4 separate regions of the Homo sapiens genome follow, and regions 1, 2 and 3 are each linked to region 4. A link is a contact called in ENCODE Hi-C or POLR2A ChIA-PET data. All regions are on one chromosome and are shown on one strand. Each heading gives the region's core, a stretch centred on a gene start or an enhancer-like site at or near the end of the contact. The rest is flanking DNA. Distances are from core to core; before and after follow the strand shown.

Region 1 (3,105 bases), core at 176-2,675, 3.5 Mb after region 4:
GCCCAGGCTGGTCTTGAACTCCTGGCCTCATGCAATCCTCCTGCCTCAGCCTCCCACAGTGTTGGGATTACAGGCGTGAGCCTCCACACCTGGCCCTATTCTGACCTTAAACTACCTTTGTGCAACTCTCTCATTAGGTTAATTTTTCTGTTGATTCTTGTTTTCTATGTCGATGATCATCACTTGACAATAACAGTGCTTTCATTTTGCTTCCGATCCTTCTATCACTCACTTTTCTCATCCCATTGCACTGGACAAGACTTGCAAGTACCAGGTTGAACAGTGGCAAGGCCAGACAGAGGGCACCCTTGTTTTTTTTTTTTTGAGTTGTAAAAAGATGGAGAGCTTTGGCTTTCAGCCTACTGCTTAAAGAAGAAAAATGCAATCATTAGAAATTAGATCTTGAGAAAGATCCCTGCGACTGCCCGTGAAGGCGAGACTTAAGAGTAGTAAGCCAAGAGGCAGAAAGATCGGTCGCCTACGAGTCCAGGTGAAGCATCATGTGTTTCAGACCAGGGCCGTGGAGACAAGTGTAGCAGAGAATTGTGGGTCGGGTGGGGTGGAGGAAGAACTGATGGGATTCTGGGACAGATCAGAGGGAGGAGAGTGAGGAGTCAAGACGGAAGCGCTATCTGGGGCTTGCCTGCCACTGAGCAGACCGTGATGCCACTCCCTGAGGAGGAGACCCAGGGTGAAACGAGAAGGAAGAAGGACTTCACTGCACACACGTTGACTCAGAAGGGCCGTGGAACACCCGGCCGGCGGGGAATACGGAGCTCAGAGCAGCGGGCTGCGCGGGGGCGTAAAAATGTGGCTGTCAGGGGTCCAAACAGCATCAATGTTCAGAAAGCACGTGGAAAACAGTTTAGCTACTGTTAGAACTATCAGGATCATCCGCATGCAGGTAGGCGTTAAAACCTAGGATGGACGAGATCTGCCAGGGGCAGCCCAGAAGCCAAAGGGGCCGAGACCTAAGCCCCTGGAGGCAGCAGCTAGAGGGGCAGAGACAGCAGGAAGGGGGCCCCGGTGGGTCAAGGAAGGAGTACCAAGGAGGAGTGGCTCTGCCATGGACGCAGAGGAATCTGGGAGTGACGGCGCCTGTCCGCGCTCTATCCCGTTCTGCCTGCCGAGGGCAGGGCCAGCGCAACGCAACCTGCAAACCCGCCTTCGGCTGCTGCGAGGCACTCAGATCTCGCCGCGAAGAAGACGCCACGGCACAGTTGAACTACAGACCCCGTCCACCGCTGTTCCGGCCCCGCCCCTCTCACATTGCGGGCCTCTCAGCGCCCCTACGCACAGCACGGCCCGCCCACCGCCGCCCTGGCCCCACCCACCCCGCCGCAGGCCCCGCGGAGCTCCGACGCACAGCCTGTCCCCGCCCACTGTTGCTCTGGCCCCGCCCCTCTCGCCGGGGGCTTCTCAGAGCACCTACGTACAGCCAGGCCCAGTCCACCAACCGCCCTGGCCCTGCCCCTCCCGCAGTGCGGGCCCCTAAGAGCCCCTGTGCATTGCCAGGCCCCGCCCCTCACCGCCCTGACACCGCCTTTTGCGGTGCGGGCCGCTCAGAACCCCCCCGCAAGGGGCGGCCCCGCCCCTACCTCTCCGGCCCCGCCCCTACCTCTCCGGCCCCGCCCCTACCTCTCCGGCCCCGCCCCTAACTCTTCGGCCCCGCCCCCACCTCTTCGGCCCTGCCCCTCCCGCGGCGCGCGCCCGGAAGTGCTCCCGCGCCCTGGCAGCGCGGACACAGCGGAGTGGCTGGGCCAAGCCCGCCCAGGGAGGCCGTGGCTCGCTCCAGTCTCCCGGGTGGGGCGGGGGGCGTCCGGGCGACGTGAGGCCGCGCTCGGGCCCCCAACCCCCAGCATCCGCCTTGGCCAGGCTGCAGACGCGCGGCGCGGGAGACGCGGGGCGGGGAGACGCGGGGCGGGGCGGGGCGGGGCAGCGCATCACGTGGGTAAACACGGCGCACGTGGAGCGCAGCCTGAGCTCTAGGGCGGGGCGGCAGTCCCAGCCCTTGAGCCCGGGCTGTGCCGGTCCCAGGCCCTGGGGAGCCGGTGAGGCGTGGGCGCAGGCCGGGGTCCGCGTTGGCCCAGCTGAGCCTCAGTTCATTCTGTTAAAACGTTAATAGGCCAGCGCTGTGGGAGGCCAAGGCAGGAGGATCGCTGTTGGCCAGGGGTTCCAGACCAGCCTGAGCAACACAGGAGATCTCATTGGTACAAAAAATAATAAAAAATGTTGCTGGGTGTGATGGTGCCCACCTGTAATCCCAGCTACTTGGGAGGCTGAGGTGGGAGGATCGCTTGAGCTTGGGAGTTCGAAGCTGCAGTGAGCGCTGATCGCACCACTGCACTGCAGCCTGGGTGACAGAGACCTTGTCTCCAAAACAATACGTAAAAAATAAAACCAAACTAGCCACGCAAACACTGACGTTGGCTCAGCCTGCCAGGCCCTGCCCAAGGGAACATGATAACCCTGTCAGGTGGGCACCATCCTATTTCACAGAAGGGGAAAGTGGAGGCCAAGGCGGTTAAGAAACTTGCCCAAAGCACTTGGCTGGAAACCGGTGCAACGCAGGTCCGACCTTTTGCAGCGAGGCCCCTTCGTGCTTTGGCCTCGGCCTGCATGACAGGGGCACTGGCAGTCGGGGACGCTGGGGGTCAGCTCCTGGCGTCCTGCCCCTGCCCCTCAGGGCCGGCCTGGCCTGGTACGCTCGGCGGGGCTGGTTTCCCCGTTTGTGCAATGGAGTAGCAGAGGTGCCGCCTCCAGAGGAGGCTCAGAGGCGGCCCTCCCCAAATCGTGGCGATAGCTTCCGCCGGGCGTGGTGAGAATGGAACTGGCCGGGGCCTCGGGCCCCAAGTCGCTGCTCACCGGACTGCCGCCCCCTCCTCCGGGGCCACCCTGTCTCCTCCCAGAGGTGGGGGATGGGCAGAGCCCCGTGCAGGGAAGGCGTCTAGAGCACGCGTGGGCTCCTTCCAGGAGCTGGAGCTGACTTCTACCCAGGCCGGCCTCCCTCCTCTCCCCTCCTCCTCTTCCTCTCCCTTTTCCTCCTCCTCCTCTGCCCATGCCGCGTGACCAGGAGGCGCCGCATTCAGAGTCGGCCCCAGCCTG
Region 2 (2,841 bases), core at 335-2,834, 3.6 Mb after region 4:
GAACTTCCAGGGCCAGAAAGAGGAGAAGAATTTGAAATCTGACCTACAGAAGACGGAGGAGGTCCTTAAACACCATGACAAGAAAAATAGGTGTAGATAGGGGGAAAGTTGTTGCTTATAAACACCCAGGAACCCTCCCCCAGTTCACCAGCTTTTACAGACAAGGCCGAGAGCCCAACTTTGCCCCTGGATGGCACAGGACTCTGGGTTACTTTCTTCCTCTAACTGAGTCTCAGTTTCCTCCTGGGCAGAAGGGGAGGACTGAATACTGTGATGTCCATTCTGGTTCTTCCAGGCTAGGCACATATCTGTAATCTCAGACGGTGCCAGTCAGGAACACCAAGCTTCCTGGAATCCCAGGACTGGCAGAGGCCAGTGCCCACTGACAGGTACAGTGCTGGGCCATATGGGCTGTGGCTGCATTAGAGAAGTTCACTCTCACCAGAGTGTCTCCAGCAAGAGACAAGACAGCATGAAACCCCATGTGACCCAGGGGGAGAAGGACCTCCACAGAGGCCCAACCCCGGGCGGACCTACCTGGCTCCCACACTGGTCCCTCGCCGTCCTGTCGATTTTGGCCATTTCTTCATCTGGATCCTGCAAAAACTAACATGAAGCCACCCCCATGACCCCAAGGAAACACACCAAACAAGACAAAAACAGAGAGAAGAAGAGAAAGCTGATCAGGTTATGAGCTCCGTTCCTGCCCAAGGGACCCCCGCCCCCGTAGGCAGAGCCAAGTCGGGTACCCAGGTGAGATGGGGGGGATGCTCCCCAACCTGTCTCTTTTGTACTCACAACGGTCACGTTTGCCTTCCTCTTCCTGGAGCGAGCCGAGAACTCCGCGCCGCCGTCCTCCTTCATGGTGTCCCGCTCCTTCGCATCCCTGTGGACCCGGGTGGCACCGGGCCGGGTGAGCACCCGCGGCCGCCCCTCCCCCACGCCACCCGTCCCGTCCCGTCCCGTCCCGTCCGGCCCCGCGGCGCGGGCACTCACCGCTCCCTGCGCTCCCTCGGCATGATGGGGCTGCTCCGGCCTGAGGCCTGCGGGGCGGCGCGGGGTGAGGCGGCGGCGGGGTCAGGCCGCGGGCCCAGTACCCCTTCCCCCTTTGCGCGCGGGCGGCCGGGCGAGCCAGGAAGATGGCCGATGGCGGGGTGGCCTGTCACCCGCGACCCGGGCACCCGCCGACCCCCGACCCGGGGTCCCGCCGCCCCCGCCGCCCTCACCGGCCCGTCGCCTCCCGGGGCCCGGGCTGCCTCAGTGTCCCCTCCACCCCACCCCGCCGCGCTCTCAGCACCCTCCCGGGCGCCCCGCGACGCCGCCCGGGGACCCGCGACCCGGCCGCACCCCGCCCCCACCCAGCTCCCCGGCGCGGTCTGGGCCCCAGGAGTCCCTGTCCGCAGCCCGCGGCAGTAGACTCACCAGGGTCTTGTCCGCGGCGGACGGCGCGCTCCAGTCCCGGCAGGCGGCGGCGGCGACGGCAGTGGCGGCGGCGGCGCCGGGAGTCGGCGGGCCGAGCGCGCGGCGGTGGCGGGATCCGCGCCTGCCCCCTACACCGCGCTGGCGGCCGCGCCGGCTGCTCCTGCGCCCGGCTCAGAGCGGGACATTTAAAATCCCTGCGCGCGGAACCGGCCCCGGCCCGCCCTCGCACCGCCCCGCCGCGGCTCCCAGCCCCTCAGCGGCCGCGCGGGACCCAGAGCCCGTCCCGCCCCGTCCCTCGCCCCGCCCCCGGACCCGCCCCTCCACGGCGCCGGCCCGCGAGGCGCAGGGACGGGGAATCAGGGGCGGGGCCGGCGGACAGGGCGGGGCCAAGTGACAGGGCCTGCGCGCCGAGGGCCGGGCGCGGGGCGCGGGGCGCGGGACGCGGGGCGGGGCGGCGGGCGGGACGCGGGAGAAGTCTGGCGCGCGGCGGCGAGGGGCGGGCCGCGGGCGCCGGGGGCGGGGCCGAGCGGCGCTGGAGCGGCAAAAAGCCGCGTGGCTGGCGCGGGTGGAATGTAAACACGGCGGGCGGCGCGGGTTCGGGCCCCGGCAGGGCTGAGCCAAGGGGATGTGTGGGGGGCCTACCCGAGGAGCACCGCCCGCCGTTCCTCCGCGCGCGCTGTCCCGCCAGGCACGCCCTCCCCGCCCCCGAGACGCCGAGTTCCGGGCCCTGAGTCCTGGGCGGGGACATCCCCAAGGTCACCGCGCCTGTGCCTTGGCCTAGAACCAAGGCTTCAGGCCGCGGGGTCTGGGGCTCCCTGGGGGCCGGCTGCTATTCCTGGCCGCCTGTCCATTCATCCGTCAGTGCATTGGGTCGTTCATTCATTCATTCAAGGAATCTGTGAGTTCCTTCCATGCGCCCCTTCCATATGCGCCCCTCCCCCGCAAGCCCTTCCTGGCTCTCTGAAGACCTTTCTGACTCTGGGATTCCCTTGCACCCCATCTCTCACTTAAAGCCTTCCAGTTGAGGCCGGGCGCGGTGGCTCACGCCTTTAATCCCAGCATTGTGGGAGGCCGAGACGGCTGATCCCTTGGGGTGTTCGAGACCAGCCTGGGTAACAGTGAGACCCCCATTTCTACAGAAAAAGAAACAAAAAGCCTTCCAGTTGTTTCGCATAAGGGTCAAATCCACACTCCGTGTCCTAGGCTACAGGCTCCACAGGACCTGACCCTGATCCCCCACCCTCAGACCTCAGGCCTCCTCTCCACAGCTCCTCTGTCCTTTCTCCCTCAAGACTTGTATTTTTTATTGTGGCGGGGGGTGGGGGGTGGCAGGTAGGGATAGGGTCTTGCTATGTTGCTCAGGCTGGTCTCAAACCCATGAGCTCAAGCGATCCTCCCGCCTTGGCCTCCCAAAGTGCT
Region 3 (2,959 bases), core at 19-2,518, 3.4 Mb after region 4:
CATAAAATATTTTAAGCAAATTAAATACTGCTTTTCAAAGTAACAATTTCAAGACACTTGAGGGGACAGAATCAATCTGAAAGACCACAGAATCCACAGAAAAATCAGATTTAACAATAAAACTATTTCTTAAATTGGGAATACTTCTTTATATAAAGTCCCACTAGGAAACACAAAACTTTGTACCCTTTTCACCAGTAGTTTAAAACTCATTTATTATACGATGAAATTAAAATTTGTAAAAATGAGCCGGGTGCGGTGACTCAGGCCTATAATCCCAACACTTTGGGAGGCGAGGTGGGGAAGGGTAGGAGGGGGAGGATCGCTTGAGGCCAGAAGTTCGAGATTAGCCTGGGCAACATAGTGAGACTCTCTTTTTTTTTTAATGTTTAAATGGCATTATATTGTGACAAATATTAAATAACCAAATATTGCACAGGAAGCATTATCATGACAAACGCGGTAAAACTTTTCCGTGCAATCAAAGAGCAACAAACAGTACACATTTTAAGCAATGTTTAGGTCATTACAAGCTACAAATATTAAGGCGAACGCTTCCGTTGACAGCGTGCTGCCCCCGCCCCCAAATTCCCACGCGCTGCCGCACGCCTTCAGCTCAGAAGCCCCCTTTCCTGGGCAGGCGAACGGGCTGCACACCCCTCACTCCGCTGCGAAGTCAAAGGGCTGCAGACAAAGACAACAGAAGCACGTGACAAAAGTTTATCCCCGTTCCCTCCGGGGGCCCGGGCAGCTGGGCCTAGGCCACGCGGGGCGGCGGCCCAGAGCACAGGCAGGGGCAGCCCGGCGGGCGGAGGCGGAAGCGGCGCGGGGCTGCTAGTTACCTTTTCCTGCTCCTCGCGCAGCCGCGCCACATCCGGGGCGCGCAACGGAACCAGGGCAGGGGCCGGGGCCGAAGGGGGCGAGGGGTCGGGGGGCGTCTCCACGGTGGGCGCCTCCATGACGGGCCCGCGGGCCTCAGCGCGGCGTGTGAGTCCTGAACCAGCGCCTGCGCAGGCGGCGCGGCCGGCAGTTGCCCAGCGCCCGCGCGCCCGCCCTCAGGCACCGCGCGCCCCGCGCCCAGGAGGCCGCGCCCGCCGCCGCCGCTGCTGTTCGCGTCCGCGCCGCCCGCTGCCGCATCTCACACGTGCATGTCCCCGCCGCCGCCGCCCCGCAGCGGGCTCCGAGTAGCAGGCCGCCTGCCAGGTACCGAGACGCCTCTCCGGTGCGGGCCCAGCCAGGCGTCGCGTGGCGGCCGCGCCTCCCCACACGCCCCGCCTCTCGCGGCACGCCGGAAGCAAGCGCGCAGGCCCCGCCCCCGACACGCCCAGCTCGCGCAGGCCCCGCCCCCAGGGGAGTGCGCTTGATGCGAACCGCGTGGCTGGGGCTGGCGGTGTCCGCGCTGGGCTGCGTTTGTATCCCTCTGGAAGCTTACATTTTATGCCGATATTTCTTTCTTTTTTTTTTTTTGAGATTACGTATATGAAAGCACTAAATATAGGCTTTGGAACCTTAAAAAAAAAAAGCTTACATTCTATAGAAGCTCCACGCCCAGGAAACGCTCGGCAACAAGAGCCGCGTGTCGCCTTGAGTGCCCCATCTCCCTCCCCGTCGTTTGGCGCTGCATCTGTATCTAGGAGCTTAATTCATGTACTAGAGCTGTTTCATAAGCACATTTAATTTTAGCAAATTCAACTCTTTCTGTGCCTTTTTAGTGAGTTGAAATATACAATTATATTTTGCATGTTCATTAATTACTGTACACATTGTATTTTCTCTTATATAAATTAAGCTACTGTACTAATTTTAATATGCTGCTATGAATGGACTAAGAAATTTTCCAAGGATAACTTTGCCCCCACTTTTCTTTTTTTTTTTTTTTTTTTTAAGAGACTGAGTCTTGGTCTGTCGCCCGGGCTGGAGTGCAGTAGTGCCATCATTTCTCACTGCAGCCTCAAACTCCTAGACTCAAGCGATCTTCCCACCTCAGCCTCAGGAGTAGCTGGGACCACTGGCCCGCACCAACACATCCTGTTAATTTTTCTATTTTTTGTAGAGGCGGGGTCTCCCTATGTTGCCCAGGCTGGTCTTGACATTAAGCGAGCCTCCTGTCTTAGCTAACCTCCTGTCTTGGATTCCCTGAAGTGCTAGGATTACAGGTGTGAGCTACCACACCTGGCCGTTCCAATTATTTTAGAACTCCTGTGCCCACTTCCTCCTACAGCCCTTTGTACAGCCTCCTATTAACCTAACTGCGTGAAAGTGGCCTTGCCTTATCTGCTGCAGTCGCTAGCAGTAAAGATGGGTCGTGTTCGTTCCACATCATACAGACAAGTCTAGGCAGAGAGATGCCTGCAGAGTCACAGCCTGGTGTGCCTGCTTGCTCTGCTTCTCTTCCCTCACTCCTGCCCAGCTCCCAAGTCCAGATCCACCCTTTTTTTCCTTTTTATGGCTTCAAAGGAAGAAAGCAAGGACAACTTGGGAAAAGATAAATGTTCATTCCTGTCTTTTCCTCACTGCATATCCAACCATCATCACCTCTGGAACAGCCAGGACCTGACCATTGTTACCATCTCTTCTACCACCACCATCCTCTCTCCATCCCCAGCCACCTCAGCAACCATTGATCTGGCCTTGCTGCCCCTACTCTTGTCCCTTGTAATGGAGATCGGCTGCTGCCCACCCCACTTCCCCTCGTTTAGGGGCTTAACCCGCGACCACATAGTCCTGTGCCTGTAGGAAGCTGACCCACCCCCTAGCTCCAGGCAAAGGGGGTGATGCATCTCCCTTCTAAATAGTTGGTTCAAGAATGGGTGTGCGATGTCGTCCAAACAGAGACTTCCTGGAGGCTTCTGGGAAGGTTCTTTTTTTTTTCCTCTGTTGCCCAGGCTGGAGTGCAATGGTGCCATCTTGGCTCACTGCACCCTCTGCCTCTTGGGTTCAAGCGATTCTCCTGCCTCAG
Region 4 (3,037 bases), core at 451-2,950:
CAGCTGGAATCGTGGCTACCTGTATTTACCATTACTGTGACCAAGTGAGGCAATCTTAGACCACGAGACCAAATTCAGCCCCACGAGGTCCTATTTGTCTTTACCAGGGGCTCAGCACATAGTGTTTAATTTCCCAGGGATGAAACCATCTCTCCAAGATCAGACAGCCTTGCAGACAGACATGATGTGATCTTGAGAATTTAAAGGATATTCTCAATGAAGTTTTGTTTCCATCTACTTTTTTTAAAAGCAGGTATTAAAAATAACTGAACCAGCCAAGTGTGCCCACCAAAAGCAGGAATCAAGAAGCTGAAATATGCTTCAGCTCCCTTGTACCCTGTAATTATTTAGCCTTGTTTACAGCAACTTTTTCCAGAAGCAGAATCGACCTTATGAACAGCTTATCCCAAATACTACTCAAGGGCTAACAGATGACCACATCTTAAATATCAAGAGCTTCTAGGTGTAGAATGTCTTCGTAAAGCAAGCCCTTATAGGATTTTCTTTTAAAATTTTCTCTGGGAGTCACATTTCTTTGGGAGAAGTCTGCCTTAAGTGACAACCTATTCATATAAGCAGTCAATTCTGACACAACTACCAATTTTGGTGTCACCCATCAACATTGAGACCTTTCTAAATCTTATACATTTCAGGATGCCAGATTACAGTATAAACTTCAAACAAGAGGAAAACCCAACACGTAAACCTGCGGAAGAGAAGCAACACACCAGCTGCCCTGGAAAACACTCTCCTCCCCCCGCGACACATGCATTTCCATCCTTCGCATCTGGTCACCTCCGCTGGCTGTCGGCCCTGCTCCGCTCCCTCCAACTATGCCTGCGAAGTGCTTCATTTCTTCTCTATTCGACCCGTAGGTGTTGCGTGTTCTTCTAAACTACGTTCAACAGTAAAGTGCAGGACATTCCAACAGCTCCACAAAGAAGCAAAATATTATCTCTGCAAAGTCATGCATTTAAAAACCAGTTGCTTTCCCTATTTTATTGATCAGTCTTTGAACTTCTGAACAGATTTTCGATCACCGCAAGCTGAGCCCTTCTAGAAGATCAGGATTCTAAAGCTCGACTCGGTCCACCTTCTGCTATTCTGGGAACACCCTTCATCCCCAGGGGCCAATGCGAGCCTGGCGGGTCACAGCGCCCGTTTCACCGAGAGGGGGCCGGGCTCCGCAGGGGGCATTCCCCGGCCGTTCGCGCGCTCCCGGCCCGCCGCGAGGGGCGCCCCGGGCAGCGCGGGGGTCGACGGGCGGCGCCGCAGCGCTGGGCCGCGGCCAGGAATGAGCTCAGCGTCCCCGCCGGGTGTTGCCGGCAGGTTGCATCAGACGCCGCGCGGCGCCGCCGCCCGCGCCTCCAGCCTCGCGTGGCCTTCCCGGGCCAGCGGGCCGTCTGGGGCCGGGGCTGGGTTTCCCCGAGCCGGGCCCGCACCCAGTCGAGCGGCCGGCGTCGCCGCGGCCTCCTCCTCCCCGTTCTCAGGGCGCCCGCCGCAGCCTCCTTACCTGCTCCTCTAGCCCGCCTGCCCCCAGGCGGCCTCCACTCCGAGCGGCCCCGCGCGGTGCGGCCCGAGCCGACCCAGGCCTCACAGCCCGCGAGTCAGCGAGGAGGAGCGACGGTTACGAAACCGGCAGCCTCCGCCCGTTCCGCAGCCGCGGCCACCGGCTTCCCCTGCTCGCCGGGGCCGCGCGCGCCGCCGCCGCCATCCCGGCCAATGGGAGCGCCGGCCTGCCGGAGGCACCGCCTTCTCTCGCGACGGGCAGCCCAGTCGACCAATCGTGGGCAGGCTGGCGGCGGGAGGCGGGCCCACGGTGGGGGAGTGGGTTCCGCGCGGCTGGCTCGGCGGGTGTGGCGGGAGCAGGGAGCTGCTTGCTGCGGCGTCCGCGGTCCCTAGGCAGCTCGCCCGGGCTGGCGGCGGCCTAGTGCTGTGGACGACTCAAGTTCGAGTCGGAGGCTGAAAAGCCGTCACCTTGTGGAGGCCAGACGTGCCTTTGGAAGCATTTTCTGAGGTGGTTTTGTGAACCACCGGCGACTGTTTTGGTTTCGCCGCGTCCCTTGGAAGCCCCCGCGGCGTCCCTCACAGAGTTTCTGCGAACGGAACGCCCCGCAGGCGGGCGGGCTTTGTCGCCGCAAAAAGAGTGGAGGCTGACGCGGTGGCTCCCGCCTATAATCTCAGCGCCGAGGGAGGCCGAGGCGGGAGAATGGCTTGAGCCCAGGCGTTGGAGAACCAGCCTGGACAACATAGCGAGACCCCATCTCAGTTACTAATTTTTAAAAAATCGAATGAACCCAGATGTTTCACACATAGGATTAGCATTGATGTCACATGGGTGAAATCCATGTGCTGCAGGCTGTGCTTTGTTGTTAGGGTGAGATGAAGTGAATTTCTTAAAATGATTCTCTTTGGGTGCCTTCCAGGTGCATGGGTGCGAGGTGATCTCTGAAAATAAGCAGCGATCCAGTGTGACTTAAAACTCGCCAGGAGAACCCGAAAGCGTTTTTTTTTTTTTTTTTTTTGAGACGGAGTCTCGCTCTGTCGCCCAGGCTGGAGTGCAGTGGCGCAATCTCGGCTCACTGCAAGCTCCGCCTCCCGGGTTCACGCCATTCTCCTGCCTCAGCCTCCCAAGTAGCTGGGACTACAGGCGCCCGCCACTACGCCCGGCTAATTTTTTGTATTTTTTTAGTAGAGACGGGGTTTCACCGTTTTAGCCGGGATGGTCTCGATCTTCTGACCTCGTGATCCGCCCGCCTCGGCCTCCCAAAGTGCTGGGATTACAGGCGTGAGCCACCGCGCCTGGCCCCGAAAGCGTTTTAACACCAGGAAGCAGCAGCTCGCTGGGCGGAGGGCAGAACTCGCCTGATAGGTTTAATTGCTTCCTCTTTAGCAACGCGTATCGTTCAAACAATTGAGGCTTTGAAAGAGGAAATGTTTCTTCAGCGCCCATGGAACCGGCTCGCCCCGTAAGATTGTTTCGAGGAATCAGTAAGATGATAAAGCAATAAATAAAAATTAAAAGGGGTCACAACGG

The links. A loop is a pair of places that touch in the nucleus more often than their neighbours do. ChIA-PET counts read pairs that join two places held with the same protein, here RNA polymerase II (POLR2A). Pooled maps may share reads with other maps.
Region 1: a map of ascending aorta shows a loop between it and region 4 (5-fold over the local background). The contact joins the enhancer-like site here to the promoter of CEBPG in region 4. A Hi-C loop is called at or near these places in 2 of 168 maps with a recorded cell type or tissue (ascending aorta and naive thymus-derived CD4-positive, alpha-beta T cell), 1 of 37 single-sample maps with no recorded cell type and 11 of 50 pooled maps.
Region 2: a loop to region 4 is called in a pooled map, with 21 times the contacts of the local background. The contact joins the promoter of CCNE1 here to the promoter of CEBPG in region 4. A Hi-C loop is called at or near these places in 9 of 50 pooled maps. POLR2A ChIA-PET finds 5 or more read pairs at or near these places in 2 of 52 experiments (OCI-LY7 and T-cell).
Region 3: a map of naive thymus-derived CD4-positive, alpha-beta T cell shows a loop between it and region 4 (14-fold over the local background). The contact joins the promoter of URI1 here to the promoter of CEBPG in region 4. A Hi-C loop is called at or near these places in 1 of 168 maps with a recorded cell type or tissue (naive thymus-derived CD4-positive, alpha-beta T cell), 1 of 37 single-sample maps with no recorded cell type and 8 of 50 pooled maps. POLR2A ChIA-PET finds 5 or more read pairs at or near these places in 1 of 52 experiments (Caco-2).

What each region holds. Positions count from the first base shown.
Region 1 is chr19:29,843,316-29,846,420 of GRCh38, reverse strand. No RefSeq gene overlaps it. Among named protein-coding and RNA genes, the nearest start is that of CCNE1, 33 kb to the right of the region's middle. RefSeq lists silencers at 1,252-2,021, 2,052-2,211. Within about 2 kb of position 1,425, at least 32 of the 41 ENCODE cell types and tissues checked have a DNase peak (open chromatin) inside an H3K27ac peak, as active enhancers do; they include ascending aorta, where a contact is called at or near this core.
Region 2 is chr19:29,810,734-29,813,574 of GRCh38, reverse strand. CCNE1 (cyclin E1) reads right to left here and starts at 1,584. Exons shown (of 12, transcript NM_001238.4): 1 at 1,423-1,584; 2 at 997-1,043; 3 at 799-886; 4 at 538-606. The coding sequence starts at 1,019. RefSeq lists a silencer at 1,501-2,130.
Region 3 is chr19:29,940,548-29,943,506 of GRCh38, reverse strand. URI1 (URI1 prefoldin like chaperone) reads right to left here and starts at 1,268. Exons shown (of 11, transcript NM_003796.3): 1 at 843-1,268. The coding sequence starts at 959. RefSeq lists a silencer at 743-1,412 and an enhancer at 1,433-1,522.
Region 4 is chr19:33,372,372-33,375,408 of GRCh38, reverse strand. CEBPG (CCAAT enhancer binding protein gamma) reads right to left here and starts at 1,700. Exons shown (of 2, transcript NM_001806.4): 1 at 1,514-1,700. RefSeq lists a silencer at 1,104-1,913.